Linked DNA regions of Mus musculus: all the other regions are linked to region 4. The links are chromatin loops, found by intact Hi-C in ENCODE. Cell type or tissue: heart. All regions are shown on one strand. Region 1 overlaps Add3 (adducin 3 (gamma)). Region 2 overlaps Mxi1 (MAX interactor 1, dimerization protein). Region 3 holds the start of Xpnpep1 (X-prolyl aminopeptidase (aminopeptidase P) 1, soluble). Region 4 holds the start of Add3 (adducin 3 (gamma)). Region 5 overlaps Xpnpep1 (X-prolyl aminopeptidase (aminopeptidase P) 1, soluble). Region 6 overlaps Add3 (adducin 3 (gamma)). Region 7 overlaps Mxi1 (MAX interactor 1, dimerization protein).

The links. Peaks named below come from ENCODE experiments on the same cell type or tissue, not always from the same donor. Only the 100,000 strongest peaks of a DNase experiment are listed, where the experiment ranks them.
Region 1: it touches region 4 in a loop (2.5-fold over the local background); 13 of 42 quality-filtered maps call a loop at or near these places.
Region 2: a loop joins it to region 4, with 2.1 times the contacts of the local background. A loop is called at or near these places in 6 of 42 quality-filtered maps.
Region 3: a loop joins it to region 4, with 5 times the contacts of the local background. A loop is called at or near these places in 17 of 42 quality-filtered maps.
Region 5: it touches region 4 in a loop (2.3-fold over the local background); 12 of 42 quality-filtered maps call a loop at or near these places.
Region 6: a loop joins it to region 4, with 3 times the contacts of the local background. A loop is called at or near these places in 11 of 42 quality-filtered maps.
Region 7: it touches region 4 in a loop (2.0-fold over the local background); 7 of 42 quality-filtered maps call a loop at or near these places.

What each region holds. Positions count from the first base shown.
Region 1 is chr19:53,215,663-53,219,662 of GRCm38, reverse strand. It overlaps Add3 (adducin 3 (gamma)), which reads right to left. Exons shown (of 15, transcript NM_001277100.1): 2 at 2,648-2,862. The coding sequence starts at 2,842. Among named protein-coding and RNA genes, the nearest start is that of Gm52402, 8.9 kb to the right of the region's middle. In heart, no CTCF peak of the experiment used is centred here; a DNase peak (open chromatin) is centred at 1,682; H3K27ac peaks cover 250 bases.
Region 2 is chr19:53,367,640-53,371,639 of GRCm38, reverse strand. Mxi1 (MAX interactor 1, dimerization protein) reads right to left here. Exons shown (of 6, transcript NM_001008542.3): 4 at 1,984-2,098; 5 at 1,279-1,450; 6 at 1-67. Among named protein-coding and RNA genes, the nearest start is that of Smndc1, 21 kb to the left of the region's middle. In heart, a CTCF peak has its summit at 1,742 (motif pointing right); a DNase peak (open chromatin) is centred at 1,749; H3K27ac peaks cover 1,130 bases.
Region 3 is chr19:53,037,147-53,041,146 of GRCm38, reverse strand. Xpnpep1 (X-prolyl aminopeptidase (aminopeptidase P) 1, soluble) reads left to right here and starts at 2,577. Exons shown (of 20, transcript NM_001374834.1): 1 at 2,577-2,633. In heart, no CTCF peak of the experiment used is centred here; DNase peaks (open chromatin) are centred at 276, 1,856 and 2,476; H3K4me3 peaks cover 2,559 bases; H3K27ac peaks cover 3,027 bases.
Region 4 is chr19:53,140,284-53,144,283 of GRCm38, reverse strand. It overlaps Add3 (adducin 3 (gamma)), which reads right to left and starts at 1,528. Exons shown (of 15, transcript NM_001277100.1): 1 at 1,195-1,528. In heart, CTCF peaks have their summits at 1,591 (motif pointing left) and 3,598; DNase peaks (open chromatin) are centred at 1,753, 2,723 and 3,683; H3K4me3 peaks cover 4,000 bases; H3K27ac peaks cover 3,842 bases.
Region 5 is chr19:53,018,476-53,022,475 of GRCm38, reverse strand. The region is part of intron 2 of Xpnpep1 (X-prolyl aminopeptidase (aminopeptidase P) 1, soluble); the gene reads left to right. Among named protein-coding and RNA genes, the nearest start is that of Mir6407, 9.7 kb to the right of the region's middle. In heart, a CTCF peak has its summit at 2,118; DNase peaks (open chromatin) are centred at 2,205 and 2,535; H3K27ac peaks cover 944 bases.
Region 6 is chr19:53,192,480-53,196,479 of GRCm38, reverse strand. The region is part of intron 1 of Add3 (adducin 3 (gamma)); the gene reads right to left. Among named protein-coding and RNA genes, the nearest start is that of Gm52402, 14 kb to the left of the region's middle. In heart, no CTCF peak of the experiment used is centred here; a DNase peak (open chromatin) is centred at 2,239; H3K27ac peaks cover 1,843 bases.
Region 7 is chr19:53,327,921-53,331,920 of GRCm38, reverse strand. Mxi1 (MAX interactor 1, dimerization protein) reads right to left here. Exons shown (of 6, transcript NM_001008542.3): 2 at 438-570. Among named protein-coding and RNA genes, the nearest start is that of Gm30541, 3.1 kb to the right of the region's middle. In heart, CTCF peaks have their summits at 2,279 and 3,569; DNase peaks (open chromatin) are centred at 1,740, 2,430 and 3,740; H3K4me3 peaks cover 1,784 bases; H3K27ac peaks cover 2,150 bases.

The DNA of each region.
Region 1 (4,000 bases), 75 kb before region 4:
CACACACACACACACACACACACAGAGTCTCAAGCAGCCTTACAGAAAGGTCTGTGTGACAGGGAACTATGGTCTTTTGCAGAGCTACAGAAGTGACTCATTTTGGCCCAGGTCAAACCCCCAGATGACAGCAGCCTGGGTAGGAGTCTGAGCCGCCAGTTTATAGGAAAGCAGAAGCTCTGCCCCGACCATTCAGCTAAACTGCTTCTCAGTCCCTGCCTTTCAGAAACAGTGAGGTAATAAGTGAGGTAGCTGTGTGAGCTGTTGGGATGGTTTGCTCCCTGGCAAGAGGGAGCTAGGAGAGGCCGATGTATCACTTCCTTTAGTGGAAAGTCTCTGCCCCTTTAAAGGAGGGCTCTCAGCCTTCCCGTGCTCTCAGCCTTCCCCTGCTGTCTCCCCATACCACAGTTCCTTACCTCAAGGTGACTCCCAGTCATAAAACCATTTTTGCTGCTTCATAACTGTAATTTTGCTACTGTTATGAATCATGATGTTAATATTATATACAGGATATCTGATATATGATACCCAAAGAGGTCGCAATCATAGGTTGAAAACTGCTCCTTTAAAGGAGAGGTGAAAACTGCTGTCACAAGTCATGGTGGAATACAAACTTTATAAATGTTTTTCCAAATTTTCATGAACAAAATTTAAAATTTATTAGGTAAAGCTCTAAGAGGGAAACATTCTAATTTAATTTATTTATTTTTAAATTCTAGCCTTTTCATTCTTTTCTGAACAAAAACTGATTATTCTTTTGAGCAGATAAATGCCTGTTTTTTCCCATTATTTAGGTTCTCTAGGACATAAATAAAATTCTTTTAATTTGTTAAAAATGGAAATAGATGCCTGGCAGAGGTAGTGCATACCTTTAATCCTGGCATTTAAGAGGCAGGATTTCAAGGTCACCTGGTCTACAGTGAGTTCCAAGATAGCCAGGGCTACACAGAGAAAGCTTGTCACCAAAACAAAACAAACAAAACAAAAACCCCCCCAAAAACCAAAAAATAGATAAAAAGGAAATTATATATATATATATATATATATATATATATGTGTGTGTGTGTGTGTATACATACATACATATATATATATATATATATATATATATATATATATATATATATATATAAATAATAAAAATAAAAATATTCTCAAAGCTATGATGTCTTTAATGGAAGAATACTAGAAAACTGAAGAACCTGGCATATAGATGTAGCCGGCACTTTTTCCATTTTCACTGACTGGTCCTCTGGGGCATTTATCCTTATTCTACAGTTCTGAACAAAATGTGGTCTTGATTTCATTCTTTCAATTACTTTACAGTGTAGGTTACAAGAATCATTTGGGTGTTAAGTGAGCTCATAGCCATGGGTTCTTTAGGCTTGAGTACAGCAAGGCCCAGCGCATGCGCTCCGTCGTCATCATCACTCTGGTTTGTGTCTGCTCTATTTGAAAGGCGTCTTTTAAACTGGCACTGCACTTAAGAAATCCTTCAAAACTCGCACTGCTTTGTAACGTGTCGTTCAATGCTTTCATCAAGGCCGCTGGTAAGGGAAAATTACTCGGAGTGGAATTCCCCTTCGGCATTGGACTCAACTCCTGTGATTAAATTCACAAGGGCACATAACAAAATGATTTACCAGGCCACACTGGGCAGCCTGGATGGCCACACTGGGCAGCCTGGATGGCCTGTGCTTATTTTAGCAGCTACACTGGAAACCTGATATAATCCTAACCTAGATACCATGTGCCTAAGAGTGCTAACTCTCTGCCTTAGGAGCCAGCCCTGGGATCTTCATCATGCGTGAACTTATAAATCCACTTTGCTTCTCCAATCCAGCGATTCTCTCATTTCCCATCGCTTTATGTGACCTGTGAAATCCCACTAAGGCAGTGGCTCTCAATCTGTAGGTTGTGACTCTTTGGGTTCACAGGGGTTGCCTAAGAGTACTGGAAAACATAGGTACTTACATTATGACTCATGACAGTAGCAAGATCACAGTTATGAAGTAGCAACAAAATTAATTTTTTGGTTGGGGTCACCACAACATAAAGAACTGTATGAAAGCGCCACAGCGTTCCGTAAGGTGAGAACCCCTGCACTAAAGCGCTGAAGGGATGTAACAAGTCACTTCACTATGACTTAAGTCAGCTACTGTGCTGACAGAGTCTTCTGCTGCTGTTGGCCTAGCTAATGTGGATGTGCCTGCATGAGTTAAGAAAAGGCTACCAAAGCACACAAGTTCTCAGCATCCTGAAGTCTTTCTATTCTCTTATGGATGACAAGGTAAGGTGCCCAAAGGGACACAGAATGACGTCATCAACACACCTAGCTTGCTGGCATGACGTGAGTGTGCTTGCCTCTCTACTCAGATAATGTCTTATCAAACTGTCTCCCCAAACTCTCAGTAGAACCATCGGTCCTGCTTTAGATGAAATTACACCCAGAAACATACAAAGAGAATGTACACTGCTGAAATGCCCGCGTGCTGCTGTTAGAGTTCCGGACATGCGTTTATGCGTGAGTCTGCTCCTCCTGTAAGCACACTGTAAGTGCACTGTCTCCCCAGCCCTTCCTTACTGCTCCATTACATCAGAGCAAGGGCCCCAAGGAGGAAGAACGGCTGAGAGCTCTGCAACTCACAGGGCTCTGCAGGATCTGAGTGACTCGCTTCCTCTGCTCCATCATATTGAAGTCCTGTCGTAGATCAGGAGACATGTTCCTCTCTCGAAGGTATTCCGGATCACTTTCATTGATTCGGTCAAAATACCTCTCTTTGTGAGGCATGCTGGGAGGAGGAGGCGTGGTAACCACAGCTGGGCTGGTGTCGGAACTCATGTCTCCAGTCGTCTTCCTCTCTACAAAGCAAGCACAGACAGGGGACACTCACTACAACGCCTTGGTGAATTCACTCTACAGGAGCCAAGTACAACTTTTAAACTCTAGCAAACAAACTTTCTTTTAAAAGCAGCTTCGGGACTGGAGAGATGGCTCAGTGGTTGAGAACACTGGCTGCGCTTGTAGAGGAGCTGGGCTCAATTCTTAGAACCCACACAGAGGTTCTCAACTGTCTGTTACTTCGGTCCCAGAGGAGCCTCTTTGGCCTCTGTACCAGGCACAGATGTGGTGCATACATGCAGGCAAAACACCCATATACATAAAATTAAAGTAAAATCTAAAAAAAAAGAAGAAGAAATGAAAAAGCAGCATCATGGAGAAAGGTCGCTTGATGGAGCCCAAGGGTTGGAGAGAATTGCCCTAGTGCACTCGTGGCCCTGGGCGTGACTCCCTCCCAGCTCTTAGAAAATTTAAGAAGGCAGCTTCTCCAAACATATTAGAAAAGTTTTTTATGTAGAAAAACATTTTTTAACAACCACAAAAGAAAATAAAACTTAGATTATAATGCTGTTAGAAATTACTATTTTCAGAGCTAATGAAAATTCATGTCTAAATACTGAATTTTTTAAACAAAATATATAATGTTACTTATTTTAAATTAATTTAAGGGACTGGAGAAATAGCGCAGTGATTAAGAACAGGTATTGCTCTTGCAGAGGACTCAGGTTTGGTTCCTAGTACCCACCTCAAATAGCTCATAAATATCTCTAACAAAAGCTCCAGGGATCCAAAGACCCACAAAACACAAGCCCTGTCCAGTACATGCCCATACATGCACACACACACACACACACACACACACACACAAATACACAGTTAAAAACAAAATTAAATATTTAAAAATAAAACTAATTTAACTTAAAATGTAGTCTAAGGTCAACTCATTTGGATTTGAGGAGGAAAACAAATTTTTATAATTTGACCAAGACCCTGGTAAAATTCAGGTAAAAAAAAGTCATCATCACGTAGTTGAGACATCTTCTTTGTCCTATTTTGATTTTAAGCCTATATATGTGCATCTTCATGTGATCTACTGTCTCCCCAGGGAGACAGTATGCATGTTTGTATGCTACACCTGGAGGCCAGGAGCAGGGGAGT
Region 2 (4,000 bases), 230 kb before region 4:
GTGGTACTGACACTGTCTGCTTCTCCATGGGAGAACTCTGTGCTTTCCACATCCACTTCAATCTCCTCTGCGGGAGGAAGAAAGAGAAAACAAAGGGGGGCATTAATAATCTGCATGTGCACTTTCAGAAGTTAGAGAGGTTATCCAGCAAGGTTATCCGTGCTCTATCAGGGACTCTCCTGCAAAGAGCAATCTGGTATACAGTGGTGGTCTTAATTTAGGCAGCAAGTTTACTAAAACCCTTTTGACGCCAGTCCGTCTAGACCTCCCACTAAAAGCGCTTGGCCTGTTTGGGAATTAGTACTTAATATTAAAAGATCCCAACCCAAGTGGTTTAACAACATCTGTTTTACATTAAACCAAAAACTAATTCACAGCTCTGTTTATTAATCAGGGTTGCTTTAAAGAGGTTGGGGTCATGGAGAAATAAAATTAAAGATAGAAAATTTATGTTTAGGCATCCGAATTTTTTGGTGGTGTCAACTCTCTATCATAGATCATAGGTGGATCTATGGATTTCTATGGATTCATCAACAAATTCTGAATAGTAACTAAAATAAGCTAATCATAAAGTAGGTTTAAGGGGTTTGCTTTTGATTTTCTTGCATGAAATATAGCTTCAAGCCATGTCCCTCTCTCATGGTAAGAATTCTGCATTTTCTTTCTCTCTTTCTTTCTTCCTTGCTTCCTTCCTTCCTTCCTTTCTCTCTCTCTCCTCCCTCCCTCCTTCCTTCTTTCCTTTGAGATCTGTTTACTTATGTATATGAGTATACTGTGCACTGTGGCTGTCTGCAGACACACCAGAAGAGACACTAGATCCCATTACAGATGGTTGTTGAGCCACCATGTGGTCGCTGGGAATTGGGAATTGAACTCAGGCAGGACCTCTGGAAGAGCGGTCAGTGCTCTAAACTGCTGAGCCCTCTCTCCAGCCCCCAAGAACTTGGCATATTTTAAACAGAACTTTTTCTAAGTCTAAAATTTATTTCAAAATAGAAAGAATGTATATACATATATGAAAAAAAATTGTGGTTCACAAAGGCACTGCCAGAGAATGTTAGGGTGCACAAAGCCCAAGCTGGGGGCTGGGAGTGCGGCTGGGCTCACTCTTCCTAACCTAGCACATGCTACTCGCTGGGTTTGCTCTCTAGCACCAAAACAACAGAAGCTAGACGACAGTACTACATTGGTTAGTGAGAGCCGATGCAGTGTCTACAGTCTCCCCGCCCCCACCCGTCTCGGAGACTCAGGACTTCCTTAGAAAGAGAAGCTGCCTACCTCGCTCTGAATCCGAGCGATCTGAAGAGATGGTTGATCCAATGCTGTCCATTCGTATCCGCTCCATCTCCTGAGGCCCCTGCAGCTGTTCCAGTCGCCGCTTTAAAAACCTCTGTTCTCGTTCCAAGTTCTCTAGCTGGTGCTGGCTCTTCCTCTCCGCTTCTTCAAGTTTCTAAAATGAAGATGTTTTATTCACACCTGTAGTCCAGTCTAGTACAGTAAAACTAATTCCTGCCACAAATACACATATGTGGGTATGTATGTACCCTTGCATATATAAATACTGAGAAACACTTGCGTTTTAAACATAAAAACAGTGGTCTTTTTCCTGTATGGATGCTATGTTACTTGAACAAATGAAGTGAACTATAAAAGTCTGTGAGGTAAGTTCCACAAAGAGAAACCTCCTGCAATGTGGTATTCAGTGGAAAATTACTGAGAGATAAAGCCAAATAACAGCATCTCCGCCAGAGGGCGCAGCTGCCTTCCTTCAGGGTATCGGAAAGACCTTCCCCAGCATTCTCAGGTCTAGATGGCCACGCTGTAAATTTTTTTCATTTATTCGCATCATGCTGCCCCACTGGATCGCTGGTGAGATTTTACAGCCGTTTCTCTGGAGGGCAGTTAGTGAAGAAGAGGACGGTCTAGTGAGCTGTACACGACACACACAGGAATCAGTGCAAATATGGAAAGAAAGATTCTCACCTTGATGTGTGCTTTGGCTTTGTTGAGCAAACCGAGTGTTGTGTGCCTGGTGCAGTCTGGGCCCAGCGGGATCAGAACTTTCAAGCGTTCTAAACACAGGCGCAGGTGAGCTCGTCTAAGAAAGATATCAGCCAATCAGCACAGCCTGGAGAGCCACTAGACACACACAGCAACTTTGAGCTATTAGCCAACAGCCATATTTCACTCCCAACTTTTTAAAGTACCTGCACGGTAGTGGCGCCGACCTCCCGCCCCACCACTCTGCCCTGCAGACAGAAGTCACTTTAGATTATCAGCCCCCATGAACTCTGTCAGACAGCGAATTGTCTAGGCCGCTCCATAAGCTCCGTGCTGTGCTGTTACTAAAGCAATCGAGCTTGGTTTCCCAATGCCTGAGAGCACAGGCTGGAGTACCGGTTTCAGCTACGGTACCTCAAGGAGCTATAAAACGCACTAAGGTTTCCACCTCCTTCCACCTTTTAATTTTACAGACACACACAGACACACACACACACACACGCACAGGCACGCACCCACACTGTTCAGTAACCGCAGCCATCCCAGAGGGCTGGATGTTGTTTATGTAGAGGCAGAAGGACGTGAACACTTCCTGATCTTCAAACATTTTTTCAGTCCTTTATAAAACGTCAATTTCATGTCCAGCGCAACATGGACGACAAAACTGTGCCTGCGGTGGTGGGTTTCACACCTGTGTTGTGAGCGGGCTGCTGCTCATTCCTTTCCCTTCCGCCCTCATGAGCTACCCTGTTTTCCCCACAAGGAACACAGGTGACAGAATTACTTGCTTAAAGTCCCGAATTCTCCGACAGACCATTCTCTGGGAAAGTCAGAGGGAATTTCTCCTGGAAATGCTCCAGGAGAGCCTTGTACACTTGTGGTCTCCAACTATGACCATGTACATAATGGGAGGTGCCAAACTCTGCTGCTCTCCACCTTTGAGTCTGTTCTTTACCAAGCGCTAACAGTTCAGCAGGGGGCTGTAGAGATGGCTCAGTGCTCAGAGCACTGACTGCTCTTCCAGAGGTCCTGAGTTCAACTCCCAGCAACCACATGGTGGCTCACAGCCATCTGTGATGGGATCTGATGTCTTCTTCTGGTGTGTCTGCAGACAGCTACAATGTACTCATATACATATACATATATATAAATCTTAAAACAAGACAGTTCAGCTGCGTGCAGCACGTGGACTCCTTTGGGGCTGTAACTGAACTTCTACAACAGTCTCAGCTGTATCAGGGATAACGCAAGCCCCCCACTTTCCTCTCAAAGGGGACTTTGAGTTTTAATACACAACAGTGATGTCAAGTGACAATTTCCAGTGCAGGAGTTGAGAGAGGGGCGGGAAAGGTGTAAGTGGTCACCTGTGTCACTGACAAGCAAGGGTGATTGAGGGCAGTGAGGTCAGAGGTTTGGCCAATAAAGGCAGGCCCAGCCACAATCATCAAACAATCAGAAGCGAATTTCTAGTCCTTTTACCGAATCTGCCATCTCAAGTCTAGCACTTGACTCTGCAACTTAATGCAGATAAAAGACTGCTTCGATTTCTCTGTATTTAACAAGTTAAAGGCTGCTCTGCTCTGCTACCTACCTAAATCTCTCCGCTGAGGAGCTGCACACGAGCAGGCTCCTCTTGCTAAGCAGACCAGAATCACCATTAAAACCACGCACCATGTGAAGGCGCCTTCGGATTCTACAGTAGGATTCTACACTGTGGTTTCTGCCTAACTGCGCTCCATAAGACACGGCTCGAGGGTGACACACATGCTGGCCATTTTCTTATTAATTAGAGGCTCTGCTCTGAATTCAGCCTTCTACAAAAGAAAGCAACCAGAAAAATGAAGGAAGTATGTCAGAGGAACACTTCTGCCGATTTTGTTCAAACTGCTCAATTCCAAAAGTTTGTCCGTGCAGCAAATTATCTTTTAACATTTTAGGTTTTTTTTTTCCTTTTTTTCGAGACAGAGTTTCTCTGTGTAGCCCTGGCTGTCCGGGAACT
Region 3 (4,000 bases), 100 kb after region 4:
GACCTTATCAGGGGAGAGAGGAAGCTTAGCAAGGCTACCAGGCTATCTGACCTTGGGGTGTTGGGGGCAAAGGGGGAGGCAAAGGTAGGACATGGGACTATCCCTGGGCCTGTGTGTCCCGGGGCAGGAGGGGAACAATTGGACAATTGTCAATCTCAGAATCTCAGGACAAGACTTGACTGCCCCACCCCAAGTCCCATGGCTCCGCACCCCGCAGGCAATGAGCTTGACTGCTGAACACCCCGCTCTTTGCAACCAGTAAAATGAGTACAAATGAGTGCTTGGGTCACTGGGTTGTCGCGGGCTAGACAGATCGGGTTCAGTCTGTGTCAGTGTGTCTACCTACGCGAGGTCACAAAACCAGAAAAACCACAGTTAACCCTTCCTGGGCTCACCCTCTGCAATGTTTTTAGAGTCTCCTTCCTGGGACTTCCCGAAAGAACTTGAAGATGATGAAGGTGGCTTTGCTGTCTTGCAAACAGGAACTCAGGTCTGGTTCAGGGACTGCCCAGTGCTGCTTTCTCTCCTTTCTCCTGGGCAATTATGACTATGGGTGCTGCTGCGTTTTGATTGCACTTATAACTCTGCCCGCACTGCCAGATTTCTCTCTTGTTATTCTTTTGGGCGTGGGCAGGAGCCAGTCCTTGTTTACAGTCTCATTTTGGCTCCGCAGGCTTGAGGAAATGAACAGACATGCTGTGTCACACACATTCTTTTCTGGCTTGTCTACGTGCTAACCTAATGCTAACCGGGACTTTCAGTCCTCCAGGACAGCTGAACCCGTTGGATACAAGCGTACTCGGACTTCACCAAGGTCGACGTGGGATGGGACACAGCTTGGTTTTTAAAATAGGTGCTCACCTTCATTTAGTGCCAGGTGTTGTCCTAAGCACTAGGGACATAACAATGAACAAGAGAGCCACTGTGCCGGAGAAGTGTGCAATCTGGGGACATTTATTTCAGCAGCAAACACGTGAGGATGACTGTCAGCTTCTGCCCATTAAAAAAAAAGATTTTATTATATATATATATATATATATATATATATATATATATATATATATATACACACTGTAGCTATCTTCAGACACACCAGATGAGGGCATCAGATTTCATTACAGATGGTTGTGAGCCATCATGTGGTTGCTGGGATTTGAACTCATGACCTCTGGAAGAGCGGTCAGTGCTCTTAACCGCTGAGCCATCTCTCTAGCCCTCCTGCCCATTTTTAAGCAACAGAAACAACTCTTGCTCTGATGGCTATAGTATGTGTGCAGGGTAGAGAGACTATCCTCAGAAGATGAACTCCGGTGAACAACAGTAGAAGCTGTGGGAAAGGGGCCCGGATGGGTCCAAGCGGTTTACAGCTTTAAGCAGGTTTCATCGAGGAGGTGACACTTGACGGGACTGTGAGTGTCAAAGATAGGGAAGGCCAGCTTAGGTGGAGTGAGGTGACCTGTGAGCTGTGATTAAGAAGAGTCACTCCAAATGAAATGGGGACTGCTTAGTTTCTTTTCCCGTCGTTGTGATAAAACATTCTGGCGAAAGGAATTTGAGGGGTAAAGGACTTCTTCGGCTTCCAGTTTCCGTTCATCTAGTCAGGGAGCCAGGCCTTACATCGGTAGTCAAGAGGCGAGAGTAATATATTCATGCTCGTCTTCAGCTCATTTCCATTGATTTTATACAGTCTAGAATCCTCTACCTAGGGAGTGGTTCTGCCCGTCTTAAATAACACAAGACAACCCTCCAGCCAGGCCCAGGGGCTTTTTCTCCCAGGCGATTCTAGAATGGTCAAGTGGACACCTCAGGGTAGGTTCGGTCTGGCTTCTATGCAGGCGTCACACAGGTGAGGTGGAAGTGATGCACCCCAGATAGGTGACGTGATGGAAGTGGGTGGGGCTACGGATCTACTTTGAAGCCAGGACCAAGCGGATCTTGGGCAGATGGGGCATGGACCGGGGAATAAGGCAGATATTACGTCAAGATTTTTGCCCTTAAAACATGGAATAGCCACCGACTGAGATGAAAAAGCCCTACGTGAAGAATGTTTTTGTTTGTACATAGGGTTAGGAGCTAGGTTTGGACGCTTTAACGCCCGATCGTTAGCCCAAGTGAGCAGTAAGTTTTGAAGCTGTTGGGAATAATCATTTGGAAGACATCTCTAAGGTCTCAGCAAGTTATATCCTGATCCAGTCAGTGTCTCCAGGACCCTAAAATAGGTTCTTGCAGAGCTGGCCACGACTCTCTCGTCTTAGCTGACCTAAAAGCTGGAACAAACCGGAGAAGCATGCAGCTTCCTTAGCTGGCAAAACGCCTGTCCTTCCTCTTAAATGGAGAGGAAGATCAGTGACGACTGACCGGCGCCTCTCCCAATTGGTTGCACAGAACACCACACCCTCTCCAAGCAACAGCCCAAAGGTTTTGGAATTCTGACACTCGGCCACGCCCACTCCGGTGAACGGGCGGGGTTTACAGCGGGGCGGAGCCTCTGCGTGAGCACGCCACAGAGGGGAGGAGTGGCCTGCCCGGTGCGCGCGCCTGGCCGTGGGTGATCAGCTGGTCTGCGCTCCCCTGACGTGGGCTGGGGCACGTCACCGCCGAATGGCAGCCTCCAGAAAGCCGCCGCGAGTAAGGTGAGGGGACTGTGCCGGCTGACCGGCATCCGGCGCCCGGCGCGCGAGCTGCACCCCCGGGAGGGTAGGGACGAGAGGGCGAGCAGCGACGGGCCCGCGGCCGTCCGGGGATGGCCTTGGCTAGCGGGGGTTGCCCCAGCGGGAACCGGGGAACGATCTGTGCAGCCCGGCAGGACTCAGCTCGCTTCCGGCGGGGCCCCCGGGCACCTCCGGGCGGCCGGAGCCGGTCCAGGGACCAGTGTGACCGAGGAACTGCCTCGCTGGTCCCGGGAAAGCGGTGATCCTTACCACCCCCGACCCTGAGGGGAGGCCCTGCTGTTGCAGGAAGTTGGTCCCTCTTGGATCCACCCCGGGTACCCAGAAGTGATTGTGCCCCTGCCCTTTTCCTTCCTCCACGGCGGCGATCTAAAGTTACAACCCTGATCATTCTGATGACTGCATTTTACCTCTTGATTCAAACTCCCAACAGAGACAGGCAGCCGTTGTGCCCTCCCCACCCAAATGGTCTCAGGGGCTGTATCAGGAAACAGATAGGCATAGCCTTCCGGAAAATCCTCCTGGAGCCTGCTCTGGGTTCTTCTTGGACACAGGAAGTGAGAAGACACTTCCCAGACTCATGTTGAACATGCTTTAGTGTATCCCTTCTGCACCCGAACCAGGCACACTTGGTTATTTAAAGTGGGAGATGCTAAGAACATAAAACCAGAATTAAAACTCTGAGGGGATGCACAGGGGCGTACCCATCCTCTCAGACCAGTTGAGTCTTGAAAGAACACATGAGGCACCGCAGCCCGACTTGTGAAATTCCGACCATATTATGCCTGTTTCTGTGAGTGGACAGATCTCAAGCCTACCTTGACCCAGACCTGGTCTTGTCACAGCGTGTTAAGTGTGACCAAGAAGTTTATATATGCACGATGGTGGGTGGTGTGGGTAATTGTCCATGTGGTTAGACCTTCCTGGACGTCTTCTGCTGGAAATAAAGTCAGGCAATTGGATAATGATGTAATGTCAAAGGTTCGGAGGCAGCTTGAGGACCACACCACAGTCGTTGCTGGATCCTGGATCCGTAGTCACAGTATTGGGGGTGGTCAGTGAACGTCAGATGGTAGGCTGAGAGGGAGGGTGCCTTCCGGAAGTGGTAGAATTTCAGTGCCATCCAGTGTACAGATGAGGACCCCTTTCAGTTTAGAAGGTCAAACTGAACTCCTTGAAGGAGGCAAATGGAGGCTGGTGGCTGTTAGTGAAGCCAAAGATAGTCGAACCAATCCTGGCACCAGACTTGTCTTCCCCGTCTCACTTCTAGCTCCAGTTGTGTTCAGCTCTCGCTTGGGCAGACTTTTTCCTTCCCGCAGGTGGTGAGAGTT
Region 4 (4,000 bases):
CTATAACATCTTCCAGAAGTGCTCGAAAAGAAACAATTCTATCAATGAGTCAGCCTTGTACCTTAAATACACAGGTCATTCTACTGGTCAAGTAACTTCATTTTAAAAGGACATATTACACTGTACTCTTACTAGAAGTCTGCCAAAACCCAAATCAGTACATGTTCAGCACACTGAGGATGGAGTCCATTCTAAGAAAGGCAATCATTTCATACTGCTAACTCTAAAATTTCTATAATTTTATAAATCACTGTAAAGAACTCACACATGTTTATGTAGCTCATCCCAAGCCCCAGAGTCTTATCAATTCCTTCCTGAGCCTGGCTCCTAATCCTCACTCAAAGCCTCTTGGCTGAGCTAAATCCCACACCACTCTAGCAAAGTCAATTCCAAGAGCACATGTGCCAAGGATATTTAGTGGTTTTCCTTACACTCCCACTTTAAACGGGCATCTACTTGCAATTAAATCTCTGCAACAAAAAAAGTTCACCTGAGGCCATTCTTGTCATTTTAATAGAGGCCTGGTTTAATAGTGGCCTTGCCTCAGCTATTACATACCTCCAAAGAGGTTGGAAGTGCCCCAAACACCAGCAAACCAAATCTGCTGCCAACTGGGCTGTCACCCCGCAAGGAAGAATAAAGTATCAGGAATGCTTGAAAGGTTATAGTGTGTGTGTGTGTGTGTGTGTGTGTGTGTGTGTGTGTGCGCGCGCGCGCGCGTGCTCGTGCGCACTTTTAGTGTGTGTGTGCTGGGGAGGGTCACACTGATTAGATAAAGTGGTTGAACAATTTCAACTTGTGACTGAAGTTTCTTAAGCCACGAGGGGGTAAAAAAAAAAGAAGAAGAAAAAAGAAAACAACAAATCAACACGGTCTTCTTCCACCTTCTCCAAGCGCGGGAACCTCCCACCGTCCCCGCGAGCACCTTCGGGGTCAGCAAGGCTCCCCGCAGAACAGGATTTTGCAATCCCACGCCCTCGCTGGGGGAAGCCGGGGACGCCCGGGTGAGTCCCGGCCCACTCTGCGGCGCCGCACCCCGACTCCTCGCCCCCAGGTCTGCACTCCTCGGCCCCGTGGGGCTCGCGTTCCCGCCCCGAGCACGGTTCACCTGAGGCCGCGCGGCCAGCCAGTCCGAAGCCCCCTCGGCGTGGGAAGCGCGGCGGGACCCCGGGCCCTCCGCTCCCGCAGGATTACCTCGCAGCGCAGCCGGCTTTGTGCCCACTCCTTCGCCACCGCCGGGCTGCAGCGGCCGCCCGGTCCGCCGCAGCCGCCTCTTAACGTCGCTCGCTCGGTTCCCGAGGAGAGGGCCGGGAAGGGAGGGGGCGTGGAGACGCAGGACCTGGACGCCGAGCCCTCGGCAGCGGGAAGTGGCGACACCTGGTCGCCGACGCGTCTAGCTCTCGCTGCTTCAAAACATCATTTAAAGCCCTTTCCTCTCCCTCCAGCCCCTCGCCCGCACGACCGTTACCGGCGGGCGCCTCGCGCTCTGGCGGGACCAGCCGAACTCCCCACGAACGCCCTCTGGCCCGCCCCTTGGGCTCCGCCTCCACAGGGTCCAGGACTCCGCCCCCTACAGGCTTAGTCTCGCTTAGCACCCCGAAGGCCCCGCCCCACAGGCCTGAACGCCTTGGCCCCGCCTACCACAGGCCACGCCTCAGGGCTCTTGATTCCGCCCTCTACAGGCTTGACCCTTCTAGTACCCCAGCTTCAAGGCCCCGCCCCATGGCCCGAGAGCTCTAGCCCCGCCTCTTATAGGCCACGCCCCAGCAGCCTTCACTCCGCCCAGTACGGGCTGGGCCCTCGTAGCTCAAAAGCGTGCCCCTGGTTCCGCCCTTCGCCAGCCCAGCGTTTTTGCTCCGCTCCTAATAGGCCACGCCCCCAACAGGCTCTCGCAGGTCCAGGCCCCGCCTCTGCTGCCCCTTGAGATCTCTGGCCCCGCCCCTCGAGGCCCCCCTTCGAGCTGCAAGCTCCGTATCCGTGCAGCTGCGGCAGTGGGGGCCTACGTGCTCCGCAGGCGGAGGGCCTGTTGCAGGGCGCCTGCCTGGCGCCTCTGCAAGGTCTTCCTCCCTCAGTGCAGCTCCGATCCGCTGCCGGAGAAGGAAACGACCCCGAGAGAAACCCGATTGAGAGTGGGAGGGTGACGCCACGGAAACATCTACCTCCCCAGTCCTAACGTGCTTCCCCCACCCAGTGAATCTCAGCTGAGCCGTAGCTTTCAGATTGAGCTTCTGTGGCCCACTGAGGCCGCTGGGTTTTTGGGGGGAGAGGCCACAATAGTTGGACTTCAGCTCGGCTCCCACAGGAGGGGGCCTCGATTTTCTCTTCAGCATATTTGCGTTTGGGGGAGCCTCCCGCCTTCACTCACTCCCACAGAGGGACGGGGCAAGGGCCTTTATATTCATTTGGACCAGCCCAAACTCTGCACTCCTACTTTGGCTAATTGCCTCTTAAACCTTCTGAGAGCTGACCTCTTGGGAGATGAAAAGTCTAGGCTCCGCCAGCAGCCTTCAAAATCTGTCTAAAGCCAGGCAAACTTTGCAACACTCATTTGCAGAGTCGGGGATCCCTCCACAGGTGACACTGGGCTGCCCACCCCCGCCTCCCAGACGGGTTTCTCACCCCAACCTATTCTCGAAATAGACCTCCAGGCACACGCTCGCTGCTCTCCTCTGCCACCCACGACTTGCACACCACTCCGGCACACATGCCCTCTCCACTGCACGAATTCACCCTCAAGCACACTCCTCCCAACACCATTCTAGTGATTCATGGTCCCTGGGGTTAACCCCACCCTAACACACACAGCAAACTTCATTTCCCCACCCTTATCTCCCGTCCTTTCCAAGGCACTGGCGACAGGCCACTTCATTTCCTTCCTCATCTGCAGGCTCTCTTCCCCCTCAAATACTTCGCGCCAGCCTCCTCATCTTCATCCCCTTTCCCAAAAAAAAATGTGCTAATTAAAATGTAGTTTCCTCTTCCCACATACGAAGTGTGGCAAATGAATAGCGTTCTTGGCAAACGCTGCAATTCATTTATCCTCCTTTTCTCTCTCCACTGGACTAAAGCTATAGAAATTTTAGTCTGCCACTATCACCCATTTGCTTTTTTTCTAAAAAGGAGAGAGAGACCATGTCTTCTTATTTTTAAACACTCAACATTCGTGGGGGAAGTCTTGCTAAGCTTTAAGGAGAAAAAACGGCATCTAGGAAGCGCTCAACCCATCATTTTATTTGCCATTTAAAAATATCTGCAGTGTTTGAGAGCGAGATTGGGAGTGGCTGTGTTTTCTGCATTTAAAAAGAAAAAGAAAAATGCTCTGCATGCATTAGGTTAGCCTTTTTTACGCATAGCAAGAGAGGAAAAAAAAGTACTGTAGCATCACATATCATATAATAGTCTCTCCACTACCCAGAACGTGTGTGTGCCAGACAGAACTGTAGACCCCAACCCACCTCCAAAGGACTGCAGATTCACATAACGTTTTAAGCATGGCTGATGGGGAGTGCATTTTGCCACCATTGCCTTTCCCACGCGTTATGAACAAAATGGGAAAGAGATGTGCTTACCTGCAGGCGATCCGAAGCTGCTTTGCCAGCAGGGGAGCCGACGTGTGTCCGTCTTCCCCGGCTTAGGTGTGGATTCTGCAGTGCTGCACGGGAACCCACTGCAGCCGCGGAGCAGCGGCGGCGGCTGCTGCTTCTCCCAATGCTGAGTTGTAAAGTGTGTGACTTAGAGACTCCACGGTTGCCGTGAGGCGCTGGCTTAGAAGAGAGGAGGCAGAATCTCTCTTAAAGGAATGGGTTTGGTTTTTCCTCTCCACTGTTGCTTCATCAGATGTAAAGGGCGGGGGGGTGGGGGGGGTGGGAGGGGAGAGGAAGATCAGGAAATTTTTTTTTAGACTGAGCAAAACAGTACAGCTGTGGGAGGTCAAGGTTAAAATTAACTGGGTGAAGGGAGCGACTCAATGAGAAATGCTAGAAGCACTAATTTTAAAGAG
Region 5 (4,000 bases), 120 kb after region 4:
GGGTTTCTGTTCCATTAGCCCAGTGTTGCGCTACACTCTGTACTATCTGTATGTTTATGGGTAGAGAACATTCTCGTAGCTAAGCCGAGCCAAGTTTATCTTGATGTTCTTAGTCCTGGGTGTGCTGTTCTGCGCTGCTTTTATTCTCTTTATCACAAAGGGAAAATCTGTGTCCCATTGAATTTTAAATGCTTTAGGTGTGGCCTGATAAACCCTTCAGGAATGATAAGAAGGCTGGCCAAAGGACAGGGCTTCATCTCTAATGATCCTGGGATATCACTGTTGAAGGTTTTTTCCCTCAATAAGGAAGCTGAAGCCGGAACCCCAGGAAAATGCGTTACTTAGCAGCATCCTAAAAACAATAAATCAGGCTTGCTCAGGCTAGTCACTAGCTGCAGAAGTTGCTGTCTAGACTTCAACAATTTACATATACTGACATTCCTTTATTTTTTATTTTTTTGAGGCCAGGGAATGCACGACATGGCAGTGCATGTGCACAGCGCCATGTGCCTGGCACCGCATGTGCAGAGCGACACTGGGGGGAAGCCAAGCTTTGTGTGTTCTCTGTGTCTGCCTGCCTACTTAGGGGCTGATACTGGACAGATGCAGAGGCAGGTAGCTCTCATGTGGGCCCAGGGGACGGCCTCGGGTCAAAGGCCCGGATGCCACACTTGCCTGTGTAGCCAGCTGCATGGTTGTTAGATTCTGAGTCTCAGCTTACGTGGTTGAGTCACAGGGCTGCTGTCAGCAAATGCTGAAGGCAGGTTCTGCCCCCTGGGTGTCGCTGTGTGGGTTGCTGTTATTGTTACTGCCACCTTTATAGGAGCGAACGAGAGGCCCCTTAGAGTAAAAAACTAGACAAGCCACGACAGAGATGTGACGACACATAAAGGCCTGCACATGTGTCAGGGAAGGGCCAGCCAGCGCCATCCAGGAGGAACTTGTGAGGTGTGTGCAGCCATGTTGTAAGATAGTAAAATACTTAATAAATTAGTCACACCAGGGTATCAGAAGAAATGATCATTTTCACATATCAGTATAAAGAGTATAGGTTACTTTTTATAGGAAGCATTCATATATGGTAGTTTCTATTTATAAAACACCTCAGTCCGAATATGGTTTCGAGCATTTAATCTGTATTTACCTTTCATTAAATTTATAGTTGACAGGGCTGGAGAGAGATGGCTCAGCAGTTAAGAGCACCGACTGCTCTTCCAGAGGTCCTAAGTTCAAATCCCAGCAACCACATGGTGGCTCACGACCATCCGTAATGGAATCCGATACCTTCTTCCAGTGTGTCTGAAGACAGCTTACAGTGTACTCATATACATAAAATAAGTAAAATCTTTTAAAAAGAAGTTATAGTTGACAAAGTAGTCTCACATACCCATGCTGTCCTAAGCATACCTGAAAGGCTTCTACTAACTGAATCTTGGGTATCTGTTTTAGAACTACATTGCAAGTGATTAAAATGAGATAAAATGAAATACAGTTTCAGGCTAGTAAGAAAGTAACATAAAGCCAGGCAGTGGTGGCGCACGCCTTTAATCCCAGCACTTGGGAGGCAGAAGCAGGCGGATTTCTGAGTTCGAGGCCAGCCTGGTCTACACCATTAGTTCCAGGACAGCCAGGGCTATACAGAGAAACCCCTTTTTCGAAAAACTGAAAAAAAAAAAAAAGAATAAAGTAACATAATAATAAACTACTTTTCAAGTGCTCAGGACCACCTGTGGTGAAGCTCTCGTCATTTACAGCATCGGTCTGTATGAGTGTGGAATGTATTCCTAGCTGAGAGATTTCTAAGACAGCAGGATCAAGGAAGTGCAGTTAGTTGGACTATGGGCAGTTAGAATTTGGAGAATACTGGGTAAAGAGAGACAGAGACATAGAAAGCACACCTTGGGCACATTAGTCAAGGCCATCCACCTGTCATTCTTTCCTGCCGGTGACCTTGACCCCCATAGTCAGGAGTTTTTGAGACTCTCTTACAGCCCAAACTTGGTATCATAGTGGAGGATAACTCTGAATGGGCAATCCTGCCAGCCAGGATTGCAGTGTCCCACCCTGTCTGGCTGAGATGAGGTCTGGTTAGCAGGAACAAGAAGGCAGTATGACCAGTAGGGGCGCTCTTGAGTGTGGATCGGAGGAGGGAGAACAGAGAAACCAGGGGATCCCCGAATCTGGGTGAGAGGTTCTGAAATTGAGCATCGGTGCCCTAAGTGTGAACTGTGCAGGCAGAGAAGACTCAGCGGGTGTGGTCCAGGGGTGATGAGGACTGCACCAGCAGAAGTGCATTTCCTCTTTCAGTTCCTGTGGAGAGGCACTGCATTGTTGGGGTAACTCCATTAAGTGGGGCTCTGTGTCCTTGCCAGGCCTCTGGGGACAGGGAGGAAGGGCTGCTTTGTGTGTGACCTGCTCAGCGGCCTCCTCAGCAATAGAAAGGCTCTGTTCTCTGCGACTCCTGACTGTTACATTTCAGCCTGATTCAAGGTTGGTGGAATTCCTCCTAGGCGTGGAGAACGGAGGGCGGGCGTTATGAAGGGGAATCTTGAATTCTGTCCTTTGTGTACTTTCCAAAATACAAATACACCCACACTGTTCCCTAGTGGAGATGAACCAGACGAGCCCCAAGTGCAGGGTTATGCAAGGACCTGGCACTTGAGTGGTCAGCCTCTCTGGTTCTCTCTAATCCCAGAACAAGGCCCCAGGAGCCTTTACAGAGGTGATCGGTAAATGCTTTCCTGTGCTGTCTCAGGCAGATTCCGGGATCCCTGGGCATCCGCAGCTTCAAGCCAGGACAGCCACTGGATGGGGCCAGGGCTTTCTTTCAGAAATCCTATCTTTCTTCTTATCTGAAAGGCCCTGTTCTTTGACTTGGCCTAGACAAAGGGTCACATTCTGTCGAAGCGAATTTGTTAATATGAGGCTTTGGCGGGGTATGTGGTTCTCTTTCTGGAAGTCACGAATCAGATTTTCCTAAACTGTATTTTTTTCTCCTGAAAAATCATACCTCCTCAAATCGGCCTCCTGTTTTGTTTCTTAAACCTTATTTTTTAAAAGCTATTTTATTTTTTTAAAGATTTATTTATTTATTTTATGTGTGTGAGTGCACTATAGCTGTACAGATGGTTGTGAGCCTTCGTGTGGTTGCTGAGATTTGAACTCAGGACCTACAGAAGAGCAGTCAGTACTCTTACCTGCTGAGCCATCTTGCCAGCCCTTGTTTCTTAAATTTAATCCTGGGGCAGAGAGGTGATTTTATCCACTGGTTCATTAGAGCCAACACCTGTGATGGCAGTGCGTCGTAAAGCCTCGGGCCTGCTTCTGTGAGGTCTTAGGTCTGAGGTCATGTAGTAGAGAGTTCCTGTTGATGAGGGACTTGACCTGGGCTCCTTTGTCAACACTGCTACCTTTCTAGCAAAGGGAGGAATTACTGAGAGATTTTTTTTTTCGAGACAGGATTTCTCTGTATATATAGTGTTGCTGTCCTGGAACTCACTTTGTAGACCAGGCCGGCCTCGAACTCAGAAATCCATCCGCCTGCCTCTGCCTCCCAAGTGCTAGGATTAAAGGCGTGCGCCACCACGCCCGGCTGGAGAATATTCTTCCATTTAAATCTTGACCCAGCCATTCCTTCCCATCACATGACCTACCTATGGGACCTGGGAAATGTCCAGTGGCCTGGCTACACTGTGGCGTTTGTCACACTTTGCTTACGCTTGTTGACGCTGCTCCGTTTAGGAGAGGAGAGGTGCCTGGGCGTTGACCGGTGTCTGGCTGTAAGGAAGGAGCTGATGTCTCTGTCCACTGTCTGCATGCGGAACTCTCCTAACACAGATCTCCAGCCATGGGGGCTTAGTTTTGTGGAGAACCGAATGTGTGTGAGGCATGGTCCAGGTGCCTGCCCTACAGGAGCTGAGTGTCAGGGCGGGGATCAAGGGCCCCCAGAGTGGACTCTGATTCAAAGTTTCGTCTTGTGGTGGCGTTTGCTGTCCTTGTC
Region 6 (4,000 bases), 52 kb before region 4:
ATGCCTAGCCATACTTGCCCATCACAGCTACTTCTCTAGAGAAGACCTTCCAACCTTCCCATGTCGGAGTGTGTGTGTGTCAGTTTTCCTGAACAAGGTATGGCATGAATGAGGAGAAATATGTCCAGTATTCGTACAGCAAACAGGAAAGGTGTGAGGACAGGTACATATAGGGCCTGGTAAAAATAGCTACTCTATTCTCTTTTTATATAATGTAATTTTAAGAAAAATAAGAGTGTTAGTAGATATTAACTACTATTGATTTTTAAATAAAAGTCCCAAATAAAAACACATTTTAAAATAATTTAATCTCACAATTAACAACAACCTGGCTACCAGGCTTGGCTTTGGCACAGCTGTGAAAGCTTAAGTCCAATGCTCTTCCCCACAGGTAAAGCACAGCACAGTGGGCCAGTACACTTAGACTCAACACTTTTCAAAATGAAACAGAAAATGCCAGATTGTTTTCTATATTACAGGAAAAGTTTATTACCAAGATAAAGTGATACATATGTGGGTTGGGTCTCAATGAAAAATATATTGGAGGAAAGTTTAAAAGATACTTAGTCAAGTCCATACAAACAGCAACTGCAGGCTGAGTCCAGACGGTACTCAAGGAAGGCACACAGTTACACCAGACAAGCCGGCTGCATTTCTACTTGGAATCCATTTTCTGGGTGAGCTGACACATAGCATCCCAGGTACTAGAACACAAACGTCTTTAAGTTCCTGAAAGCTACATCTAATGCAGGGCTTTAGTTTTCTTGTCATTTATAAGAATGAACCTAAATTGTGAGCTAAAGAATCTTTGCTCAGTTCTAATACATTCTCTACTGATGTTTCTGGTTTTTCGTTACAAAGAGATTTAGAGCCCTCTAACCTGGGAAGTATCTACGAGTGCTAACCCGGATTCCTAATTTCATAGGTGAAGAACATAGTGTCCAAAATAAGCTCATCTCTTGATTGCCTTCTCAGTGACAGCAGACTTACTTTATTCTTCCCTTCTGGCCAAGTTAGAAGACAGTTAACTTACAAACAAGTGACAGAGGAAGCTGAAGCAAGGTGTTGGCAGGAAGTTTAAGAACAAAAAAGATGACACAATGTCACGCCAAAAGCTCTAAAGAAATCTGCGGGTTTCAATATCTGAATATGATTTTGACTGGGGCAGGCTGTTAAACTTGCTTGCACTGAATGGGTGTGTCTACCCCTGAAAGGACATAGTGAACAATAACACAGAGATCCATCACAAACCCCAGCCTCTCTCGACATGCCCACATCGGTCAGTACACTGTCTCTCTTGACATGCCCACTTCGGTCAGTACATAATTGAACACTTTATAGGCATTGAAAATCCAGCTACAAACAAAACCCAGACTTCTGAGAAGAGAGGGTGAAAAAAAATTGCTCAATACAGACCTCACTGAACAATAATTCTCCTACAGTTCAACTCACCATTCACGTCACAAATTCTAGAGAGAACACAGAGGCACGGAACCAACAGAACTGCCCAGGCATGGAGCAGAACTCTGGGCTGCAGCCTGCCCCAACTCTTCCAACAAATACCCAACAGCAACAGGACAAAGCATCATTATGACAGAAAGAAAGGCCCTTTAGAGGCTGCCTTTTTTTTAATTCAATGAACCCACTCTTACACACAAAGTTCATGTCACGATGTCTCGAAATGCAGTGCTGTCCAATTATGCTGTAAAAGTGACTAATAAATTCAGTACAAAACCCTCCTGTTAGCACTTTACTGTTAGACACTTGCACACTTGGTAGACTACTAGTATTTTCCTTCCTTTAAATAGTCAATGATAACCACAAAGAGTTGAAAGCAAGACCAAGTAGATCGATAGCATGAGAAAAAGCAGACAAATGACCTAAAATGACGAGCTGAGCGAGAAGCCACAGCTTACTTCCCAAGTACAGCGTGCTGCTGGTGACTGGCACAGGGTTAGCCAACCTCCTCAGCTTTGCCACCTAGGCTAGGAGCTCTTGGTAATTGAATACACAAGCCACTACTTACAAAACCCCCGATGCCTCTGCACATTTCTGAAACTTGTTTCCGTGTGGCAATTCTGATGCAACGCTGCCCTAAAAATGATCTTTGTTTTAAGCAGCAAGATATCCACACAATGTGGTTAGTGCAAGGGTGGAGCCCGCTCTGGGGGAAACAACACACCCAGACAGACTTCAGTCAGAGCAAACTGCACATTAATATTGCCACAGCATTTTCCAGGGCCCCAGAGTCAAAATTCATTGGTTAATTCTTCTCAAAGAGACAGGAAAAGTCCATGTCTGCAGATCGGCTTTCCTGCCCCCCACCGTGGCATCAGCGACAGGCCCATTTCTTGCTGAGAAGAGATAGACTCATTAGGCAGCCCATGCTGCTCAACCCTCACACGGGTGGGTGGAAGTCAACTACTGTTAAGGAAGTCCAACCATGCCAGCTTCTAAGTTTAGCAACAGCAGTTTTTACATATCTCAAGGTGTCAGAAACATCGCTGGCTCTAGAATATTACTTTAGGGGACTTGAACATAACACAAACTATTTTTTCCTCCTTACCAATCCTCTACTTTTAGCAACATCGAAACAATAAAAGCATTACATTTCCAATTAACAAGAGTTGTCTTCAAAACAAGGATGTCAGACTGAATAGATGGCTCCCTAGGTAGGGTCACTTACTGCTACAACTCTGATGACTTTAGTGTAATTCCTAGAACACACACAGTGGACTTCTACAAGTTGTCTTCAGACCTCCATACATGAGCCCATGTATGCAAACACACACATACACACACACACACACACACACACACACATGAAAAAAGAAAAAATTAGAGAGGCTTCACAACTCTCATGAAATTAACTCAATGTGATCCCTAATCTGGTGTGGTTTTGACCTACCAGATACTGATATTTCATCCCTACAGAGAGGTGCCATGTTCTAGAGTTCTCTTTCAAATGGATGTGGTCAGAAATGTCTGCTCTGAATGTGCTCAGAAATGCCTCTGAAGACCTCAGGCAAACCCAGATCCACTAAATGCCACACACAAAATGACATGGAAGGATAATTTAGTGTCTGCTTCCTGCCACACAATCTACAGAACAACATGTAGCATCAGCCTTATCCACCCCATGCACACCTGAGAAACCTCTGCAGCTCACAAACGTCTTTGTCCCCAGAATTAAATACCCCTGAATCATGGAAAGTTAAAAAGATTCTTGGTTTAATTTTTACCTTAATATTTGTTTGTTTGGTTTTTGAAATAAGGTGTCTACGAGTAACCTGGACTACCCTGGAACTCATTCTCTAGACAGGATGGTCTTGAACTCAGAGATGCACCTGACACTGCCTCCTGAGTTCTGGGCTTAAAGGTGTGGGTTACCAGAAAGCTTATAAATTTTTTAAAAAAAAAATATATATATAAAGGGAAAAGGATATGATTTATGGACTTTCTCTGGTATGTCATTGAATGTGTACATACAAGAGAAAATAATTTTGTTGATGATCACTAAAATAAATCATACTTCAAAAAATTTCACAATAATCTATTAACAAATTTTATAAGAATTTTAGTTTAAAATTTTATTATATGACTTTTTCCAAATAAGATATTCGATAGAATACAAATATAAGTACTATATAAAAATCTTTTAAAATAATTTTCAGTATTAAATTTATTATAAACAATAACTATTTAATTGGTTTTGAACAAATACCACTTTCTGCACATATGCATTCAGAGGCTCAAGTTAGTTTTTCATTCTGTAATCATACAATTAAATAAGTCTCTCTGATTAAAATATCAGAGAGATATTTTAAAAGCATGTTTTTTTATGTTGCCATGAATTATTTACATATAATGTAAAACAAACAACAGAAAAGGTTTTGAGAGAAACCCAGGAAAATGTTTAATGATCAATGTCTTATTACCCTCCACAACTGTTATACCCTCATATTGGAAGGACAAATCACTACGGAATACTGGACATCTT
Region 7 (4,000 bases), 190 kb before region 4:
TCCTTCCCCCTCCTCCTTAACAAACGGGCCAGGCCCATTAACATACTTAGGTATTTTTATTTCTTTAACAAAGCCCTTGTTTCTCTTATATCTTGCTGGGGCCATTTCTAATTTTTAAAAAATTCTTCTCAGACTGCCGTAAACTTGGGGAGAGAAATGAAAACCCAAGGTCCCTCTCAGCCTGTGGCTGCGAGCATGGGTGCAGGCCACCAAGTCCCCACTCACACTCCTCTAGGGATAGGGACACTGTGATTTCAATCTCCTCTGTGGGATTATATCATCCCCTTCTGCATACAGAGCCAGGGCGGTGTGCTCTGGTGTTGGCATTAGAGAGAAAACAGATGCAGATGTATAGGATTAGCCCAGAGTCTGAGCCCCTCCATTCCTGCTCCCTAATGCCCACCTCCCCACCCCCACCGCCGCCATCCTCTCCCTACCTGTTGGCAGTGCTGGTGTTGCTGCTTCCACTGCTGTGTTTCTGTGCCCGGCTCAACCTCCGTGGGGGCTTCGAGTGCTGTAGCCGGGGGCTCGGCATGGAGGGGAACGATGAGGCGTAGCCATGTTCACACTCTAAAAACCGTAAGAGAAGAAAAAGGTTTAAGAAGAATATACATACCCAAATGCACAGACCCACAGATCCAAAGTTCTTGTCCTGACACTTTTTTTTTCCTCAAAGTAGAAAAGGTAAAATGTGCCTAAGCTCTGGTTAGAAGATAAAATCCTGCTGTTTAGCCATCCCTTTAATCCCAGCACCCAGGAGGCTGAGATGAGATCCCAAGTCCAGGGCCAGCCTGAGTTACGTGTGGCAAGACCCTACCCTAAGGGGAAAAAAAATCCATTCACTGTCTGAACATTAATCTGGTGACATACCCCAGACCCAGCCCACTGCCAAGAGAGTATATTGAAAGTCTTCTAAAGCAAATTTCTCCTTCCTCTCCAAATCCCTTTCCTCCAAGAATTCTTTAAGGCTCATTTTTTTCTTACATGTACATAAGTGTTCAGAAGTATATATGTGCACCAGATGTATGCATGCTTTCTGGGAAGCCAGAAGAAACACCAGTTACCCCCACCCATTCACTCCAAAAGATTTCACGTGCCTTAAAAACAAAACAAACCAAGCCAGCCAGGTGGTGGTGGTGGTGCACGCCTTTGATCCCTGCACTCCGAGGCAGAGGCAGTCAATCTCTGAGTTCGAATCCAGCCTAGTCTACAGACTGTCCTAAGTTTCGGACAGTCAAGACTACACAGAGAAACCTTGTACCGAAAACCAAAACCAACCAACCAAAACAAACAGAAAACCCTTGGTTTAACTACAGTCACCTCTTCGGTGCCTCTGTAGCCTCCACACTTTTGCGTGCCCCAACTCTTCCGATCACAACTTCTCGGGAAGGACCTCCTCTCTCCTGACAGAAACATTTAGGCTCTTCACGCTCCAATACCTTCCTCAGTCTCCCTATTCCTCCACCCACCTCCACCTCCACCTCCACCTCCAAGGCAATCCCATCTCACTGCACTTCGGACGCTCACAATAGCACTGTGCCCCTCCCGCAGCTCTTCGGCGGGCATCACTCCCACCCTACTCCTCCCCCGGCTCGCACAGGCTCCGCCTCCTGCACCCACACCTCCCCAGCGCCCACCCCCTTCAGTCTCCAGTGCAGTCTCAAGTTGCAAGAGCTCTTGGTCCAGCGCCCTCCGCCCTCTCCTCCGGTCCGCTTAGCAGCCGCCCCTGCGCGACTCGAGAGTCCTTCCCTTGCAGCCCAGAGCCACGCACGGGTCCTCCCCTAAGGCCCCCTCTCCTCTGCCTAAGCTCTCGCCCACACCTCATGCATGCACACACACACGCACGCACACACACGCGCGCACACACTCACACACACGCCTGCCCTCGCTCGCGAGCTTCTTGCTCGCCTCCTCTCCGGAACTCACCTGCACTCCTGAGCAAGAACCCCCACCGTCCCGACGCACCCACCTCTCCAACCGCGCGCGGACTTCCACGCGCGTGCACCCCACACGCACGCACATTTCTCCCCACGCGCGCGCGTGCTCCTCTTGCCGCGCGCGGGGACGCGCTTCACCCTCACCGGTGCACGCACTTCCAACACCACACGCGCGCACCTCCCCTCGCCAGCCGCGCCAGTCACGCCGCTCTCCACGCGCGGAGCCCGAGGCGGCGGTCGAAGCGACGGCGTCCAGCCGTTACCTCGCTCCCTGCGCTCCAAAAACTCCGCGGCCTCCAGCAGGCGCTGCACGTTGATCATCCGCACCCGCTCCATGGGCTCCGCGCTCCCGCCCCCGGCCGACAGGAGGCGCCACAGACGGCTACAGTCCCACGACGACTCCGGACATGTGCGGCGGGCGGGCGGGCCAGCTCGGCCCCGGCTCGGCGCGCTCTCCGCCGCCCTAGCCGTGCCCGCCGCGCCCGCCGCGCCGCCTGCAGCCCGCGCGCGGTTTGTTTACTTCTCCGCGCGAGCACGGGGGAGGGACCGGAGCAGCGGCAAGACCCGCCCCGCCCGCCCCTTCCGCTGCCCCCTGGGAAATGTAGTCCCGCCCCCCCACCCCCCCGCCAGTGCACGTCGGGTGCCGAGGGACATGGGCCGCCTCAGTACGCCTGCGCATGGTGGACTCCGCGATGGCCTCCGGGAGATGTAGTCTTTCCTTGGCTTTCCTTTCCTGGTTCCAAGGATGGGGAGACTAAAAATTTACATGACTTTGCTTCTGAGGAAAAGACTTGGGTCTGCTCCCAAGGACACTCATTTCTTAAATGACGCTCAGGGCCTAAAGTCCTCTCTCTATTGCTTTCTTGTGGAACTTCAATGCCTCGGTTCTCTCACCCTCTAAAAGAGGAGAAAGTAACAACTACAAAGGGCAGGGCCACAGAAGTAAATAAATAAATAAATAAATAAATAAAATCGGAGAAAGTAACAACTACAAAGGGCAGGGCCACAGAAGCAAATAAATAAATAAATAAATAAATAAATAAATAAATAAATAAATAAAATCGCTGTTCAAAAACATGAGATCACTTAATGAGAGCCAGAGAGTACATCCATTCGGTCCTTCTTTCCCTCAGTCTTGACACTGACAAAAGGTTTTTCTAGTCCCTTCTTCTTTTTGAACTGATTCTTCCCCCACTATACCATTAGTGTTTTTAGACTGAAAACCTGTTCTAACGATACAAGGAAAGGACATAAAGATTTTGTTCTGGATTCATACTGACTTCAGTTCAAACCGGAGCTCTGGCTATGTGGACTCCAAGCTTCTTTTCCCCTCCTATATAAGATGGATTTATCTCTTCCACGTATGCATCATGGTAAGGCCAGACACGTGCCAGGCACTGAACCAGACTTGTTCCCAGGAAACACATATTCAGTAAGCTTTATTGTGAAGTCTAACTGAAATAATCTCATCGCTGAGGGTTGCTCCTCCCAGGCTCCTCTCCTGAAGTGTAACTGACATCAGGGACAGTAACTAGCAGGAAGCACACTAAAAAGCAGCCACTTACTGCCCTCAGTCACCACCCTCTTCCTATGCCCCGCTTCAAACGGATGTCTTAACCTTGGCACTAGCGATGCTTTGGACCCGATGGTTCTGTCCTGTACATTGTTGGATGCTCAGCAGCGCCCCTACCCCCCACCCACTAGATGCCAGTCTCGCACCACCACCCTGGGGCATGACAACCAAAATACCTCCAGATATTGCCACACATCCCCTGGGGCACAAAAGCACCGCTGGCTGAGAACTTTCTGGGGGAAAGCAAACACAAGATGGCTGGAGGCGCTGCCTGTCCAGGGAGCAAACTGGGAGCTGTGGAAAGTAGCCACAGTCTGCCTCACTCTGATCCTGTTGATCTGCTGGGGGATGTCCAAAGTGACAGAGCTCTTGGTGAGGAGACAATGTCCCCTTCCTGTGGTCATGTTATTGGCGAATGAAGTTATCTCCAGTGAGGTCACAGGCTACGAAATTCTGCCAGCCCTTTTAAATACTGCAGTTGGCACAACAT